Regions from separate parts of the Mus musculus genome. Here region 2 is linked to region 1. Evidence: chromatin loops called from intact Hi-C (ENCODE). Cell type or tissue: heart. All regions are shown on one strand. Links, peaks and the distances in the headings refer to the core of each region. The heading gives the core; the rest is flanking DNA.

Evidence for each region. Peaks named below come from ENCODE experiments on the same cell type or tissue, not always from the same donor. Only the 100,000 strongest peaks of a DNase experiment are listed, where the experiment ranks them.
Region 2: it touches region 1 in a loop (2.9-fold over the local background); 4 of 42 quality-filtered maps call a loop at or near these places.

The regions. Positions count from the first base shown.
Region 1 is chr14:73,175,983-73,184,310 of GRCm38, forward strand. It overlaps Rcbtb2 (regulator of chromosome condensation (RCC1) and BTB (POZ) domain containing protein 2), which reads left to right. Exons shown (of 15, transcript NM_001170694.1): 13 at 1,013-1,152; 14 at 2,451-2,581; 15 at 6,477-8,073. The coding sequence ends at 6,617. Among named protein-coding and RNA genes, the nearest start is that of Gm52109, 14 kb to the left of the region's middle. In heart, for the core only: no CTCF peak of the experiment used is centred there; a DNase peak (open chromatin) is centred at 3,319; H3K27ac peaks cover 700 bases.
Region 2 is chr14:73,233,658-73,241,985 of GRCm38, forward strand. All of the region lies in intron 17 of Rb1 (RB transcriptional corepressor 1), which reads right to left. Lpar6 (lysophosphatidic acid receptor 6) reads left to right here and starts at 4,234. Exons shown (of 1, transcript NM_175116.4): 1 at 4,234-6,701. The coding sequence starts at 4,944. The coding sequence ends at 5,978. RefSeq lists an enhancer at 299-2,669. In heart, for the core only: CTCF peaks have their summits at 2,892 (motif pointing left) and 4,593; DNase peaks (open chromatin) are centred at 894, 4,344 and 4,974; H3K4me3 peaks cover 3,389 bases; H3K27ac peaks cover 4,458 bases.

The DNA.
Region 1 (8,328 bases), core at 73-8,072:
CACTTTATCATATGAGCAGTATGGTGTTTTCTCTGAGGCAGGGAGAAGAACCAGGCCTACACTTGAGCTTGTGGTGGTCTGTGGCAATCTTCCTCTTTCTGAGGCATGACACGTAGCATTCTCCGAGTCTGCCTGTGTCCCAGGCTTCTCCTTTGTCTGATTGCCTTGGGGTCTACCACAGTGACTTGGCTTATGATGATTTTTGTAAAGAGCCTGTCTTCACATAAGTTCACATTGTCGGTTACTAGGAACTTTTAGGGACATAATTCAGACAGAATGGAGTAAAGAGACATAATTAATCAGTTATAAAAACAATACTTATCAGTAAAGACAGTGTGAGAAGGAGGCCAGAGATCCCCCGTCTCCCCCAGTCCAGCAGGCTGCATTGTAAAGTCAGCTGCTGGGCCGCCCACAGCAGCAGCAGTAGGCTGCAATGTAGAGTCAGATGCCTGGGCCACCTGCAGCAGCAGCAGCAGCAGCAGCAGCAGGCTGCATTTGCAGTCTTGCCGATTAGGCAATTGAAAAGCAAGGAGCCAAGGCAATGACAAGGTTTTTGGCAGTGTTCTGTGCCTGTACGAAAATGCCTGAGATAAGTAACTGACATAAAGGTTATTTGCTTACTTGGTGCGGCTGAACTGTAACTCCAGCTTGAAAGCTTACCCTGGCTTGGGGTTGATTTGGAGGTTTTGTTTGGGGCCTCCTGAAAAGCACCATATCTTGGTGGGAACTGCCTACTGGAACCACCCTACTACTGTCACAAATCAGGGGTCAAAGAGGAGCTTGGTCTCCATAAGTCCCCTTCAGTGCATTGCCCCAGTGATAGACCCCACACTAAGTTCCCTTCTCTAACCCTACCTCTTAAAGGTTCTACCACCTCCTATTATTGCTACCCTGGGACCAAGTTTTGACAGACTAGCAAACAGGAAAGGTATACAGCTTCAAGAGAAAGTCCTCAGGTAGTCCCTTGACTCCAGTCTAGAACCTGGGCTATGATCTTCCTTTCTTCTTTCAGGTGTGAACATTTTCGTTCTTCATTAGAAGACAGTGAAGACGATATTGTAGAAATGAGCGAGTTTTCGTATCCTGTGTTCCGAGCTTTCCTGGAGTATCTATACACAGATAACATCAGCCTATCTCCTGAGGAGGCAGTAGGTAATCATCAGAGACCTTACCACCAAGTTGGCAAATGTTGAATAATTAGGAAGGTGGCTTCTTTCCAGGCCAGGAGACAGACACTGCGATGTTTGCAGGAGCTCTTCTGGTGATGTTGAGCCTGCGCTTTTCTCTTTTTGGTCCTTGGATGTAGCATTTGCCTTTTCTCAGACTCTGCCACTGAGCTACACCCTCAGGCCCAGAACGCAGACTTCCCTTGTCACTACTACATATGAAGGTTGAGTGGGTAGCTCTAGTAAGAGGTCAACATCGATCACCACTGGAGCATCACAGGCAAGCATGGAAGGAAGGGCAGATGGCGAATCTTGTCTGTGAATGCAGAGCCCTAGAAGATCTCTTTGTCATTGCCCCAGAGTAGATCAAGGCCATGTCTGCTACACTCGGCTGTGAAAGTGGGCATTTTAGGTAACTCAGTTAAACATTTCACAATCTGAAATCTATTATATAGGTAATAGATTTTTTTTTTCATTTGGAGAAATCAATGAATAAGAATGTGAGGGTTGAAGACCAGGTCATGCCCAGGGAAAATAGCCTAGCCAAGAGAACAAAAGAAGAGCCACTGATTAAAGAGAAAAGAAACATTAGCAAGTAACAGAGTGCCCGGGGTCAGAGCATGTATGTCCCCACAGTACACTCTGGGTGAGTATTGAATAAGAGGACTCCAGATCAGTCTTTGAATTTGGCACAGTGAAGCCCATTTATGTGTGGGAAGACTCAACCGTGGGGCAGCTTCAGACAGTGGCAAGTGAGAGCGACAGCTAATGAGACTGCTCTCTGAGAGACTGCTCTCCAGGAGTGATGCTGAAGCGAAGCGGGGCAGAAAGATGGGTTGGAGGACAGGAGGCAGATGTGCCCACGACAGGGGATTCCTTTGTGTTATCTGGTGCTGGAACTGAAGGCAGGCTTGGCCTGCTGAGCTTGTGCACTGTGTCACTGCCCACTCCCAACCCAACCGGCTTTCTTTTTAATTCCGTGACAACATGTGTGCTGGTGGGCGTGGCCTCCAAAGATTCTGCTGACCCAGGAGAGGGGAATTCAGAGAAACACAAACCTGTTTCATTTCTAGGAAAAATTATTCAAGCCATTCTGATGTTAACTCCTATCCGTTGTCAGTGTCAGCTCAGCTCAGCTGTCTTCCCGGGGTGCTGTGAAGGCGGCTTCAGAGTTGCAGAGCTCATTTTGCCCGACGGATGGAAGCCCTTCACAGCCCTCTGAGCACTGCACCTCAATGGTCAGGCGCTCAGAGCGCACCCACAATACATTCTCCTTTCCATCAGGGTTGCTAGATCTGGCTACATTTTACAGTGAGACTCGGTTGAAAAAGCTCTGTCAACAAACTATCAAGCAAGGAATCTGTGAGGAGAATGCTATTGCTCTGCTCTCTGCTGCTGTCAAGTATGATGCCCAGGTAAGAAAAGCATCTTCCAGTGAGCCACTAAAAGTAACGTGTAGCTAGATGAAAATGGAACATACAGAAATAAAGTCTTAGAGAACTTATGTGACTATAATGGCATCAAACGTGTCTCAGGAACATTAGAAGAAGACACTGTGAAAGGCCAGGAGACCTAATTTCCAGTGATTAAAATCTTTCTACATCAAGCATGAAATGACTCTCAGGCCGAGCCTCACAGTGTGAGTTCAGGACCCACATATGGAAGGAGAGAACTGTCTCCAAATTGTCCCCGAGCTCCATACATGTGCTGTGACATGCACCATGGACAAGCTCCATACATGTGCTGTGACATGCACCATGGACAAGCTCCATACATGTGCTGTGACATGCACCATGGACAAGCACACACACACACATAAATTCACAAGTAAGTTAAATGACACATTGAGAAAATGTTTTCATAACATACAATAAAGCAAGTTCTTCATAGAAAAAAATGAAAAGAAAATATGGGCAGTTTGACTGGGAGAAAAATGAACCAAAGAACGAATGGCAAACATAATGAATGAGAGAAGCAGGAGATGATTCTGTCCTTAAAGAGCACATACTCGCACGGGGCGATCAGACGTGGTTTGTATTTCCTTCTCCTTGCTCTCTTCCTGAACTTTCTGCAGTGGCTGTGAATTGTCACGATAAAGAAAGGAAAGAGCCTTAATTTAGAGCTGAATCAGTAGGAAACAGGCCATAGCTGCTTGGAGTCAGCTTCCTCTTGGCATAGGATAGCCTCCCTCCCCACTGACTTTAAAAAATAGATTAGTGAGGGAGACTGGTAAAGACGGAGTGCCCTTTTCCTTTTTGGTAAACAGTAACATGCTTATGTAGGGGATTCTAAGTCTGCGGAGGAAACAATGCAGGGAGCAGACTATATGACTGTTCTGTCCATGGGCCTGGCTGCCCCCAGCACCCCAGGGCAGAGCTCAGTCCGCCTTCCTTTACTTTCTATTAAAAACTTTGTTTTGTGGTTCTACACATTGAATTTTAGACCTTTGTACTAGCCAGGCAAGAGCTGACCTCTGAGCTAGATCCCCAGCTGTCTTGTTTATTTTGAGGCAGATCTCACTAGTCCAGGTTTAACCTTGAACACTTTGTAGCCCAGACAGGTTTCCAACTTGCCATTTTCTTGCCCTTGGGCTCTTAAGTGTCTTGAAAAATAGGCCTGAACCACTAGGCCTAACTTGTATATATTTTTAAATTCTTAAAACTTGTATTTTTAAATACTTGAAGTTTCATTTTTCATTCAGTATTTAAACAAAACCAAAACACCATGCAACTGTATCCACATGGAGTAGGCTGGCTGGTAGTAGGGAATGTCCAGTGAGGTGGCTGTGTCCACCAGTAGGTGGTAAGGGTAGCCCCACCCAGGTCGTTGGCTATAGGAATGTTGAAAAGTGCTTGGATTCTAACTATACTTGATGTCTTAGATGTGGGATGGGGATGGGGAAGGCTAGATTAACGTTCATGTCAAGAATTTTGGGCTGCGTAACTGAAGAGATGAACAGTCTTACTGTGTGATGGAGCGTGGCAAGGAGCACCCAGTCAGTCGGCTAGGGCGACTAGGAGCAGCATTTTAGGAGACACACTAGGAATCTGGTCTCAAGGGTCTGTGAAGCATGCAGAAAAGACATCAGTGAGCCAGTCTGAAGTGTAGAGAGAAGTGTCCTGAGAGCTGTAAGAGGACACTAGCAAAGGACTCTACAGAAGTACCATGGGAAAGCCACTTTTAATGTTGAATGAAAAGTGAAATTTCAAATATTTAGAAATACACAATTCAGGACAGGTGTTTCAGGAGTTGAGAAAAATCCTTAAATACGCTGAAGCTCTAGTGAGTCAGGTTGCATGCTGTGATCCAGTACGAAAGCTACATTGTTGCAGTAGAGCCCTGCGGAAAGGCCTGAGAGAATGGAAGCGAGGAACTGGCAATGGGGGAGCCAGAAACAGCTTTTCCTGGTAATTTTACTTACAGATTTAATGGGAAACAGATTGAAGGGCCGGCTGAGATAATCAATGCATGTTTGTGTAAACAGGACAACAGCTTGAAAAGCAAGCTGATAGGGACAGTTGCTAGTGCAGGTCCTCAAATAGGTGGGGCAGTGTGACCTAATGGTAGAGCCAGGAGGTAGGCCTTATATTAATCATGGACCATTCACTATGATACCCAAAGAGGAATGTCCACAGGTTTCTAGCAAGAGGCAGAAGTGAGGGGAAGGGCTTTATGGAGCCTCTCTGAGTAAAGCAGGAGGCCCATTCGCTCGCATAGTCAGGGTAAGAGGAAGTATTGGATGACGTATGAGTCATGTTCCAGAAGGATGAACAGGGAACAGAACTAAGAGCTCTTATTAAAAGGTGGCTGTGTAAAACAATTGCATTTAAGTAGAGAAAGTGTTAGAAAAATAATAAAGAGCTTGTCTTATACAGTCAGAATTCTCTGGGAGGTCAGTTCTACTCTATATCAATTTATTTAATCCCATGAACTCTTTCTGAATTCCATTTTAAAAATAATTATGGGAAATTCCCAGTCCAAAAACCAAAGGAGGATAGACCTAAGTGGTAGTTTCTTAGGAACATTTGGTTTCCCAGTCATTATCAATTCTCCTGACTCTGGATCTCTAAGACACTGAAGTGCTCATGTCCCCACCTCCTTAGCATCAGTCCTGGTGTGGGTGGGCATCCCTCCAACATTCTGTAGAACTCAACCTAAGCGGTGCCACTCTGTCATGTATACTTTCTTATGCTGTCTGCTACTGAGTGGCTCTCAGGGTATTTGGCATTTATCCAGACAGCACATTCTTGTTGTCATGCAGGGACATGACTATTCCGTTTTGTCTTCAAGAGCTCATGTGGGGCAGAAATGTCCCACTGCCACTGAGACTCCAGCAGCCTGCCAGTCTGTTATGGGATGGCATGATTACATTTCCCTTGTGTAGCTAGTTTTCTTTCTCACAGGGGAAATCTCCTATGGGTTCGTGTACATGTTGGCATGGCTGTTTATTTTTCTGCATTCATCTTCAGCATTTGCTAGAGTTTACATACATGTATTTAGAGGAAAGACTGTAATAGGCAATGGACATGTATAATTTCTTGGGAACTGTTGGGAGCTTTATATTTTATAAATAGCTTCAACAACAGAGACAGAATTTTAAACTTTGAATATGAACAGGTGGTGGTACCTTTGTGCTGAGTCAGACCATACCTGGGTGTAGAACACTCCCTTAGAAAGCCTACTCTGCCCGAGGATTTAAGCCAATTCCTCAGCACTGATTTTATATAAATACATGTATTTGTATTGATACATATGTAATTCTGTAAAAATTACTTTGGCTCTGGAGACTGAACCCAGAGCTTCACCTGTACTAAGCACACAGTCTACTGCTTAGTTACTCCTAGTTAAGATTATCAAAGGTGAATGTGATGAAGTCCACCCATCCCACCCATTGTCCTGCAGAGAAAAATAAGGATGTTAATGACCCAGGCTTACTGGCATTAGCAGTTGTCATGTTGTCCTTTTGTCTATAAACTCTTCACAGGCAGAAGCATTTAAAAACACAGGGGAGGGCAGTGCTGTGAACAAGCATTGAAAGGGGAGGAAGGAATGACTGGAAAAGGTGCTGGAGGATGCCTAGCTTAGGTTCCTCTTTTGGAGGAAAAGGCTAGGCGTTTGGCCTGGCTGCATTGGACTCTTGTGTTATGTACACTTTCAGAAACATGGACTAATTGTTAATAATTGCTGTAGCTGTATCACGCTAACATTCCCTCCTTCTGGTCATCTGATCCTTTTTCTGAGAGAAATTCTCTTGCCTTGTTGGGCTGCACTGGGAATATAAACTCATCAAGCTGTTGTTATTGTTCCTAGGACTTAGAAGAGTTCTGCTTCAGGTTCTGCATCAACCATCTGACTGTAGTAACACAAACGTCAGGCTTTGCAGAAATGGACCACGATCTTCTAAAGAACTTTATCAGCAAAGCCAGCAGAGTTGGAGCCTTTAAGAACTGATCCTGAATGTGGAAAAGAATGCTTAAGCCTTCCCATTTCACCCCAGCAAAGATAAATAAATAAATGAATAAATAGTAATTACCAAAAAAAGCCATTGACGAACAACTTCTCTGTAACTAACAGTGTTGATGAGAACTACATCTGGCCAGATTCTTGTCTTCTGTCAAAAGGCTGTAGTCAGTTCTCTCTATCTGCCTACCCCGAGATTTACAGTAGCAGGCACTGAGGGCTCCAACTGGGTATGATATACCACATAGAAGCTGAAAGTGTACCAGTGCCACTCTTGTGGGGAGTCTCCCTCTCCCAGCACGTGCCAACTGTAAATAGCTTTGTGGGTAGGTTGGTGGGGACTGTGTTCACCTCCTTTCTCTGACCAGGGATCTGTCTGGTATGAGCTTGTACAGGTCTCTTACATGCTGTCAGTCTCTGATTTCATACCTGTGTGTCCTGTTCTTTCAGGGTAGGCCCAATGCTTATGAGTAACTCGCTAACAGCTTTCTTGGCTCTGTTTTGTGTGTGTGTGTGTGTGTGTGTGCTTTTTGTTTTGTTGTCACTTTTGTTGGCTAGTTGTCTTTTTTGGAAAGTTGGGAGGTTTTGGAAGAGGTTGAAGTTGAGAAAGAAGAAGTATCATCTAAAAAATAAACATTATAGTTACCATTTCTTCCTTTGAGTCACCTATGGTAGATATCTGTGGGGAATTGATAGTTTGCTAATCTGGAGAAATGGTTCAGTATTCAGCTGGCTGATACATAGTTATACAAGGAATGCTGTCATGCCCACATTTTTAGCCTCTAACATAGTACCTTATATATAAAAGGCACTCAGTTAATTCACTGTCCATCATAAGGGTGCCCCAAGAACAGCTAGAAGGTTGGAAAAGGAATAAACAAAATTAGAAGTCTGTAATTACTGATATTCATATTCTTTTAGTTTGTAATTCTGAGAAACAGTAGCTAATTTAGAGCATATTAGCATTCATAAAATGCCTTAGCAACTACGTTGTCAAAGGCCCAAGGGCTACTTTTGATTTTCTACTTTCTGCATTAACTTCTCATAATGGCATTGTTGAAAATAAAACATTAACTTTGAATGTTACTTCTGGAATCCTATGCCTTATGTAATTGCATAAAGCCCTTTGCTTTTCTTTATATTGAGGGTCTCTCTATATAAGATTGATTATAGGTTTTTCTTGTAGCTAGCTTTGGTTTCTTAACCAGGCACTAGTAAATACTAGATAGAAAGGAACACATTTCATGGGTAGCATTGTGATGGAGAAATGAGTTTCTAGACCAAAACAAGCCATTGTGTAGCAAAAGAGAAACAAACTGAACAAAATGTAGCACTGGATTCCACCAAGTGTCTCACAATATGATACTATGTTAAGGAAATCTTTTTGAAAATAGAAATCTTATTCTCATGTATAATTATTTGATAATAAAGAACTTGATAGAACAAACTGCCTTCTTAAATTGTTGAGTAACAAAATCAAAGTATCAAACTTTTGTCTCACAGGTGGATAAAAATCCCTTTTATGATCTGTACTTATTAAAAGCAGATATTCAGATGTCTTATAGCAAAGTTGACTCTAAGATATAAATGGTTCCTATTTTTTAAAGGCCAGTTATTAATTTTATTGCCTTGGTGTTTATTGGTAAAATTACAGTATTAAGAGTTCTCCACAGTCACAGAACTTAGGAATGAGTCAATCTCT
Region 2 (8,328 bases), core at 164-8,163, 58 kb after region 1:
TAGTGATCAAGGGGGAAAGGCCCCTTGTGGGTGGGACCATCTCTGGGCTGGTAGTCTTGGGTTCTATAAGAGAGCAGGCTGAGCAAGCCAGGTGAAGCAAGCCAGTAAAGAACATCCCTCCATGGCCTCTGCATCAGCTCCTGCTCCCTGACCTGCTTGAGTTCCAGTCCTTACTTCCTTTGATGATGAACAGCAGCATGGAAGTGTAAGCCGAATAAACCCTTTCCTCCCCAACTTGCTTCTTGGTCATGATGTTTGTGCAGGAATAGAAACCCTGACTAAGACAATACCAAAGATTAAAAACCAGGCCAATAGGAATCTAGTTTAATTGGTCTTTCCACTATTTCTTACTTCATCCAAAGTAGTTGGAAGACTTTTGAAAGCAACCCATTCTGTTATCATTTACTAGAATTTCATAATCAAATTAAACCCTTATGTCCCAAAGCATTCCCTGTACTGTTCTGATAAGAATTTAGGGTGGGACTATATTATTTAGTATTCCTCAAAGAACAAATAATTTTCTGTATATTCAGATGTGAAAAGTATTTGGATTATACTAATGGGACTACAAAAGGACTCATTTTTGTGAACTCTGGCTCTAGAGCTTTCAAGACATGCTTGGAGAATCTCCTTTGTTTTCTGAGACAAAATGATCGCCTGTGTAGTTCCTTGAACTGATTATATAGCCCCCTAGGCTGCTTTCAAACACTCTCTTCCTACCTTAGCCAGTGGGGTGCTGAAATTATAGACACAAACCACCAGACTGTTTCTCCCCCCCAGAGACCTCATAGTCTCAAGGTCTGGGGTGTGGGGGTAGGGCGGGGAGGCTGGTGGTGCAGAGGGGTCATAACTCTCTTAAAGCCAGGGCCCTTACTGCTATCTCTTGGTTCTGCTCCTCCCCCCACATCTGCTTCAGACTTCCTGTGGTTCTACCAGGGCCTCACCAAATTAACTGGCTGGGATTAGGAGTGCTGGAATGAGTCTGCCTTTCCCTGTAAGAATAGAGTCCTGCTGATTTACTGGGTGTAATAAGGAACTTTGACTTGGCCCATTCATTCTGTCTCTTACACACATTTCTTCCTCTCTGTTCCCTCTTCCCCTCTGTGGTACACATGTCTTGTCCAGGCTAGTTTCAAAATTCTTAAACAGTAAGGATAAAAGTGACTTCCTGATACCAAAGAGTGAGAAAGCAAACGTGACACCTTAAACATTCAAAGAATTCAAGGAATCTGAAGCAAATAAAAAGCAGGAAGGGAACTTTGTAGAGCCTAATTCCTTTCTTTTACAGCCAAGAAGCCAGAGTCCCCACAGGAGCAAAGGAAAAGGACTGAAAAGGACAAGCAGAGTTCTCTGCTGGGAGCTCTTTGCACTGCATTTTCCTACTCCCCGACCCCCTTAGAAAAAGATGTATAGTCTCTTTTTATTGCCTACAGCACATGCTTTATTCATGCATAAAGAATCTACACTAGTAAAAGACAGTCTAGATTCCTTCTAGATTTTTCTATAGAGAAAACCCTTCAAGTGTTTCAGGGATTTGTTTTGGAGAATAGCAGATAGTTTTGGAGAATAGCTAGCAAGGCTTGAAATCCTCCTTCAAATCTGCTTCTTGTGTGCTCTGAGTCATGGTGTCTCAGAGTTCCAGAAAGGTAGGATAAAACCAGGGCCCAAGGAAGGAGATTTCAAGGGCCCTGGAGTCAGATCCTGTGCACTAAAATGGTAAACTTTACTCTGCACTGAACCATATATAGTTAATCTACCAACTGATAATATGCTTAGCTAGAATTGTAGTTTGACATTTGATGCTTTTCCTAAAACAAAGCTAATAACAAATGTCCTTTCGCAACTAAGTATTTTTGTCAACAGGAAAGCACACACATGGATACACATGTGAAGATCCATAGTGCATTTCAGAGCTGAAAGGAGACTTTCCCGGATACTCTTATTACATAAAGGCAACACATACACAGTTCTAAAATAAAATGTATCAGATTCCTGCCATCATAAACCTTCCTTTGTGTCTCAGACTACCATATCGTTTTTATTTTACCACTGTGTAAATAAATTATTATTTAAGATTTTATTTTAGTTAACACTTATTACATTTAAACTGAATAATGTTTAGAATGGATTTGTTTAGAATGGTGTTAGAGTTTCACTTAATCACTTGCTGGGATGCTGGAGTCTGAGCACAGGGCCTCCTACATGGAGCTCCAACACTGTTCCAACCTGCAAATCTTAAAGTAAAAACCTTTTGTAAGTTTTTTTCCCCCCTGTGTATGAGTGTTTTGCCTTCTTGTATGTCTGTGCACTGAGTGCACGCAGTGCCTGCAGAGTCAGACGTGGGTACTGGATATCCTGGGACTGGAGTTACAGACAGGACTGAGCTGCCATTGGGTGCTGACAATCAAACCTGGGCCCTTTGAAAGAACAGGAAGTACTCCAAAATGCTAAGACATCTTTCCAGCATGCCCACCTAGGTATAAGGATTAAAGGCATGTACTACCACGCCCAGCAAATTAGTAACCCTTTTAGACAGACTTTCCTCTACAACTCTTTTTCACTAAGGTATAATCTACATATCACAACATCCTAAAAATCAGCTGACAGTATATTTTACTTATTTATTTTAAAGACCTATTTATTTTTATGTGTATAAGTGCTGGCCTGCATATATGCATGTATATCACATTCATGCATGTTTTCACAATGAAAGTAAACATGGACAGTACCAGGACATAAAACGATTATAATTTGTAAAAATGACAATAAGGGGGCTGGCAAGATAGCTCAGAGGTTAAGCACATTGGCTGTTTTTCCTAAGGTCCTGAGTTCAGTTCCCAGCAACCACATGGTGCTCATAACCATCTATAGTGAGATCTGGTGCCCTCTTCTGAACTGTAGGTGTACATGCAAGCAAAACACTGTATACATAATAAATCGTTTTTTAAAATGACAATAAGGAAACTTAAAAGTGGATCACTCAAATTTTATATTTTTCCTAAAATAACTATTAACAGAAAAGTTTCTTCATGGAGAAGAAAATGTTATTAAGTGTCCCTTTTTTCATTACTGCACTCAAAGTTCCCATCTTCCAATAGGAACACATTTGCATCTGTTTTCCACACCAAAACCAAAGCAAAGAAGTTCAGACCCTCAATCTTTACCGCCTATAAGACTGTATTATTTGATCATAGATGACTTCCTAATCAAAACAATAAAAAGATTATAATTCACCATCAAAAGTAATCAAATTTAAAAGGTATAGAACACATGATACATGCTCTTAAGTATACATCTTAATATGTAAACTAAGGTGTCTATAGAGAAACTTGCTCTGAAATGCCTTCACTGACCCCAAATGAAGGGTTTCAGCTTCAAATTTAGAGATGAAAGTAGATCTGGAATATACCCCAACACACAGCCAACATGTAAAAGAAACTGAAGGGAGAGACGGAGGAAAGGAGAATAAAATCATGGAAACTACATTTAGACAAACAGTAGAACTGAGATTCTCTGCTGTAAGTTATTTCAATTAACTCAGAAGGGGGGAGCCCGTTTTACAAAGCACACTTTCCCACTATGCTTATATTAAGTTGTGGGCAAAAGACTGACACTGTACTAAAAGTAAAAGTTTTGGAGTACTATTCTCACTACTGAGTTATAATCCTCCGGGGGGGGGGCATACTTAATGTAGTCTTTGGTGTATTAAAATTGAACTAGCTCTAGAAAATTAGTTTCAAAGAAAAATGTTAGAACATTATTTATCAAAAACTAAAGAGATCCAGGATTAAAGCTACTCACAATCATGCCAATTAAGTTAAATGCTGGAGAGCAATTAAAAAACACCAGATACTAAGAGAAGCAGGACTGCCTGCCTCAGTCAAAGGCTTTATATAAACTCTTAAGGTTCTGCCTTCAGGCACAAACAGTTCTTTAATGTGCCACTCATATCGCCTACATTTCAATTTATAAACATATATACACCCATCTGCATTTTATTTCTTTAAAGAAGGCAATATCCCAACTACAAGAGCAATAGAAGAGAAAGAATCTACCTTATGTTTCTTTCTTTCTCTTACTTATTACTAACTAAAGCAAATCAAACCACTTTGGAGAAGTTGTCAGAATCCCCGGAAAGCATTTTGGCATAAAAAGAGTTAACACCCAACTCAGCTGGGCAGCCAGTGACCATTTGCAAGCCTCCTAGGTACATTCCCAGCAGACACATTATCAGATTAAAGGAACTGCAAACAACTGGGTTGAAGCCTTCCTTTGTCCAAACCCAGCCTCTTCTTCCTGTGATGTCATATTACAAATCTGGGAAGGCTTTCTTGCTCACTTCAGAGACAGCCCATCTCACAATACAGCTGGCAACCTCCGAAAGGCCTCTCCATTCAGCAAGCGCGAACATGCTTAGGAATTTATCTGGGATCCCTTAAACGACTGCCTATCGCCGTCCGGAATCAATGTAGAAATACAAAGTTTGAGAATAAAAAGAAGGAAGAAGTACCCGAGGACGACGGGCGGACGGACGCACGGCGAGTGTTTGTGACTGAAGTAAAGCTGGTTTGGACCCTGGCGGCTGAAGCACAAGTTTCCACGCGGACTGGTCTGGTCCGACTTGGAACAGTTTTTCCTTACACTTTCAGCTTTATGGGTTGGCTTCCTTGACTGCATTTTCTGTCAGTTAACTAAACTCCAGACTCATGGATTTTCTCGACCAGAAAATCAGACTATTTTCCTGAATAATCTACTAGAAACTTTTACGGAACACATTTCATGTTTCCTTTGAAGAGTTAAGAGAAGAAAGTATTTGTAAGAACAGGAAAAGAAACAAATACTTTGCAAATAAACTGGCTGCTGCTGTGACCACATCTGAATAGCAAAGGCGATCGATCAAGCGCTGCGGACAAAAGGCCTCCTGTAAGCTGCACTGCCTGACAATGGTAAGCTCCAATGGCTCCCAGTGCCCTTATGACGACTCCTTTAAGTACACTCTGTACGGGTGCATGTTCAGCATGGTCTTCGTGCTTGGGCTGATATCCAACTGTGTTGCGATATACATTTTCATCTGTGCCCTCAAAGTGAGAAATGAAACTACAACGTACATGATTAACCTGGCAATGTCAGATTTACTTTTCGTCTTTACTTTGCCATTTCGGATTTTTTACTTTGCAACACGGAATTGGCCATTTGGAGATCTACTCTGTAAGATTTCAGTAATGCTGTTTTACACCAATATGTATGGAAGCATTCTGTTCTTAACCTGTATCAGTGTAGATCGATTTCTGGCAATTGTCTACCCATTTAAGTCAAAGACTTTAAGAACGAAACGAAATGCAAAGATCGTTTGCATTGCTGTGTGGTTCACAGTGATGGGAGGAAGTGCGCCTGCAGTTTTCTTTCAGTCGACCCACTCTCAGGGGAACAATACCTCAGAAGCCTGCTTTGAGAACTTTCCAGCGGCCACATGGAAAACTTATCTCTCCAGGATTGTGATTTTCATTGAAATAGTGGGCTTTTTTATCCCTCTCATTTTGAACGTAACTTGTTCTAGTATGGTGCTAAGAACTTTAAATAAACCTGTTACATTAAGTAGAAGCAAAATGAACAAAACTAAGGTTTTAAAAATGATTTTTGTCCACTTGGTCATCTTCTGTTTCTGTTTTGTGCCCTACAACATCAACCTCATTTTGTACTCGCTCATGAGGACACAGACCTTTGTTAACTGCTCTGTGGTGGCGGCAGTGAGGACCATGTACCCGATCACTCTCTGCATCGCTGTTTCCAACTGCTGCTTTGACCCTATTGTTTACTACTTCACCTCAGACACAATTCAGAACTCAATAAAAATGAAAAACTGGTCGGTTAGAAGAAGTGACTCCAGGTTCTCTGAAGTTCAGGGCACTGAGAATTTTATCCAACACAACCTACAGACCTTAAAAAATAAGATATTTGATAATGAATCTGCAATATAAGCTGCCTGACTAAGCCACTGGGACTGCTCCGTGTTCAACTGTGAAAACTGTGTTCTTGGGAACTATCTCTCCGGCTCCAACAGAAAATATTTTTAAAGGAAGTTTGTGTCTGATGTGTTAAACATTAAAATATATTCTATTCTTGTATGCACGCCATTTTACTTTCTTGAACCACTTTAACGTGTTTTTTCCTCATTAAAAAAAAAAAACTCCATAAAGTTAAGGTCTAAAAGCAATTATGATTTAAATAATGTGATATATCTGTACGTTTAAAATTTTGTATATCATGAAATGATTTAATCAGAAATCTGTTAAATGGTTTTATACTGAACCGAGATGTTGTTTACGGAATAGTTTACTAAGTAGATTTCACTTATATTTTATTTTAGATTAAAAGTACTTATCATGCCTTAAACTGTAAACAGTGAAGAAAACCAGTTTGAACTAGTCACACAGTTTTAGAGCATTTCCTCCAAGAGACTACTGCAGTTTTCTGCATGACATTTTATCTTTTTAGGCAACTCATAAAAAAGAAAAGGTATCTAACTATATAGTATATTTTGAAATTACTATTTTGATTTATATTCTGGCTGCAACACCCAATTTCAAAATGATATATAGTATAAAAACTTAGCATAAAGAAACTAATGAAATGTTATCTTGCTAGGTAAATTATTTTGAAAGTACAATAAAAACCTTGTATTTTCAAGAATGTTGGTCTAGAAATCACCAGGACAGTGAAGTGCCTGAGTTTTTAGAATGTGATACATAGCTAAGATTTTTTTTTTTACTTCTTTTCCTCTCTCACTTTAGATCAACTACAGAGTGCCTGAAAATGTTATTTCAAGTGGAAAAAAAACCTTTAAAAATGTTAAACGTATAAAGTAAAGACATAGTTCTTTACATAGAGAGCAACAAATCTAGAAAGACAAATTACTAAGCACAATTATATTTTCATTATACAAAACAGACAAAGGCATGGCTTTGAGACAGAAAAATACCAACTACATCAAAACTTTCATTTTCCAACACATCCTCTTCTAATTTAAGGCATTTTGCAAAGTTTTAATTTTAGAAAAATGATATACATTTGAATTCAGTTAGCCTGTATGGTAAAACAAGTTAATCTTTCAAGTCTGAATACAGCATGAACACACACACACACACACACACACATATGTATGTATATGTGTGTTTATGTATGTATATATATATATGTATACATATATATACATATATACATATATATATATATACACACATATATATATGTTTGTTTGTTTGTTTGTTTGTTTTGTTTTTTGAGACACGGTTTCTCTGTATAGCCCTGGCTGTCCTGGAGCTCGCTTTGTAGACCAGGCTGGCCTCGAACTCAGAAATCCACCTGCCTCTGCCTCCCAAGTGCTGGGATTAAAGGCATGTGCCACCACACCTGGCGAACATATATTTTATAATACATAAATTTACTTTTTTCTGAGTTTGGGCTGCAATGATTTTTGACAAAGCATAGTCATTTTCTATCTTAAATAAGTCTCTTTGTAATAAATAGCACATACATGGATGTTTTCTTTCAATACCCATGTTTTTTTATAGGTAAAGCTAAATGAAAATAAACCTGTAACAAAAAGCAAACTAATGAAAAATAAGCATATCCTAAGAGATGTATATGTTCCACACACATACACACACTGTGAAGTTTACTTCAGTTGCCCTATAGTTCCTGTACTTGATGTCACTCCAAAAGAATGAGATGCATGTAGCAGTCTTAGATATACACTGTAGAGTTGAAAAGCAGTGAGCAGTCCACTGATCAAGAGGAAAGGATCATGGAGTTCTGCATTTCTCCGAACTTTCTATGTGCAGGGTTCATGAGAAAACCCTAAGGAGGAATCTCAAGGCATGTGTCTTACTTTAAAGTCCTAGAAAGGCAGTCATCAAATAACCGTCACTACTAGACTCAGTGGAGAAGATCTTATTGCCCTTGTCTGAACAACAAACATGAGTCAAAAGTTTTGTAAAATTCTTTAAATTTTTTGTTTTTTCAAGACAGGGTTTCTTTGTGTAGTCGTTGCTGCCTTGGAACTTGCTCTGTAGATCAGGCTGCCCTTGAACTCAAGAGATCTACCTGCCTCTGCCTCCTGGGTGCTAGCATCAAACGTATGCACCACCACTGGGCAACTTTGGTAAGATTCTTAACAAAGTGTCACAATAGATTAAAAAGTTGTAATTTTCTCATGTTGATCAAATATTAAGGGCAGGTGATACAGCCGGTGTACAGAGCTTACCTATATGTGAAGACCCTAGGTTTAATACCAACACTACCGAAAAAGAAATTTAAAATACTGGGTAA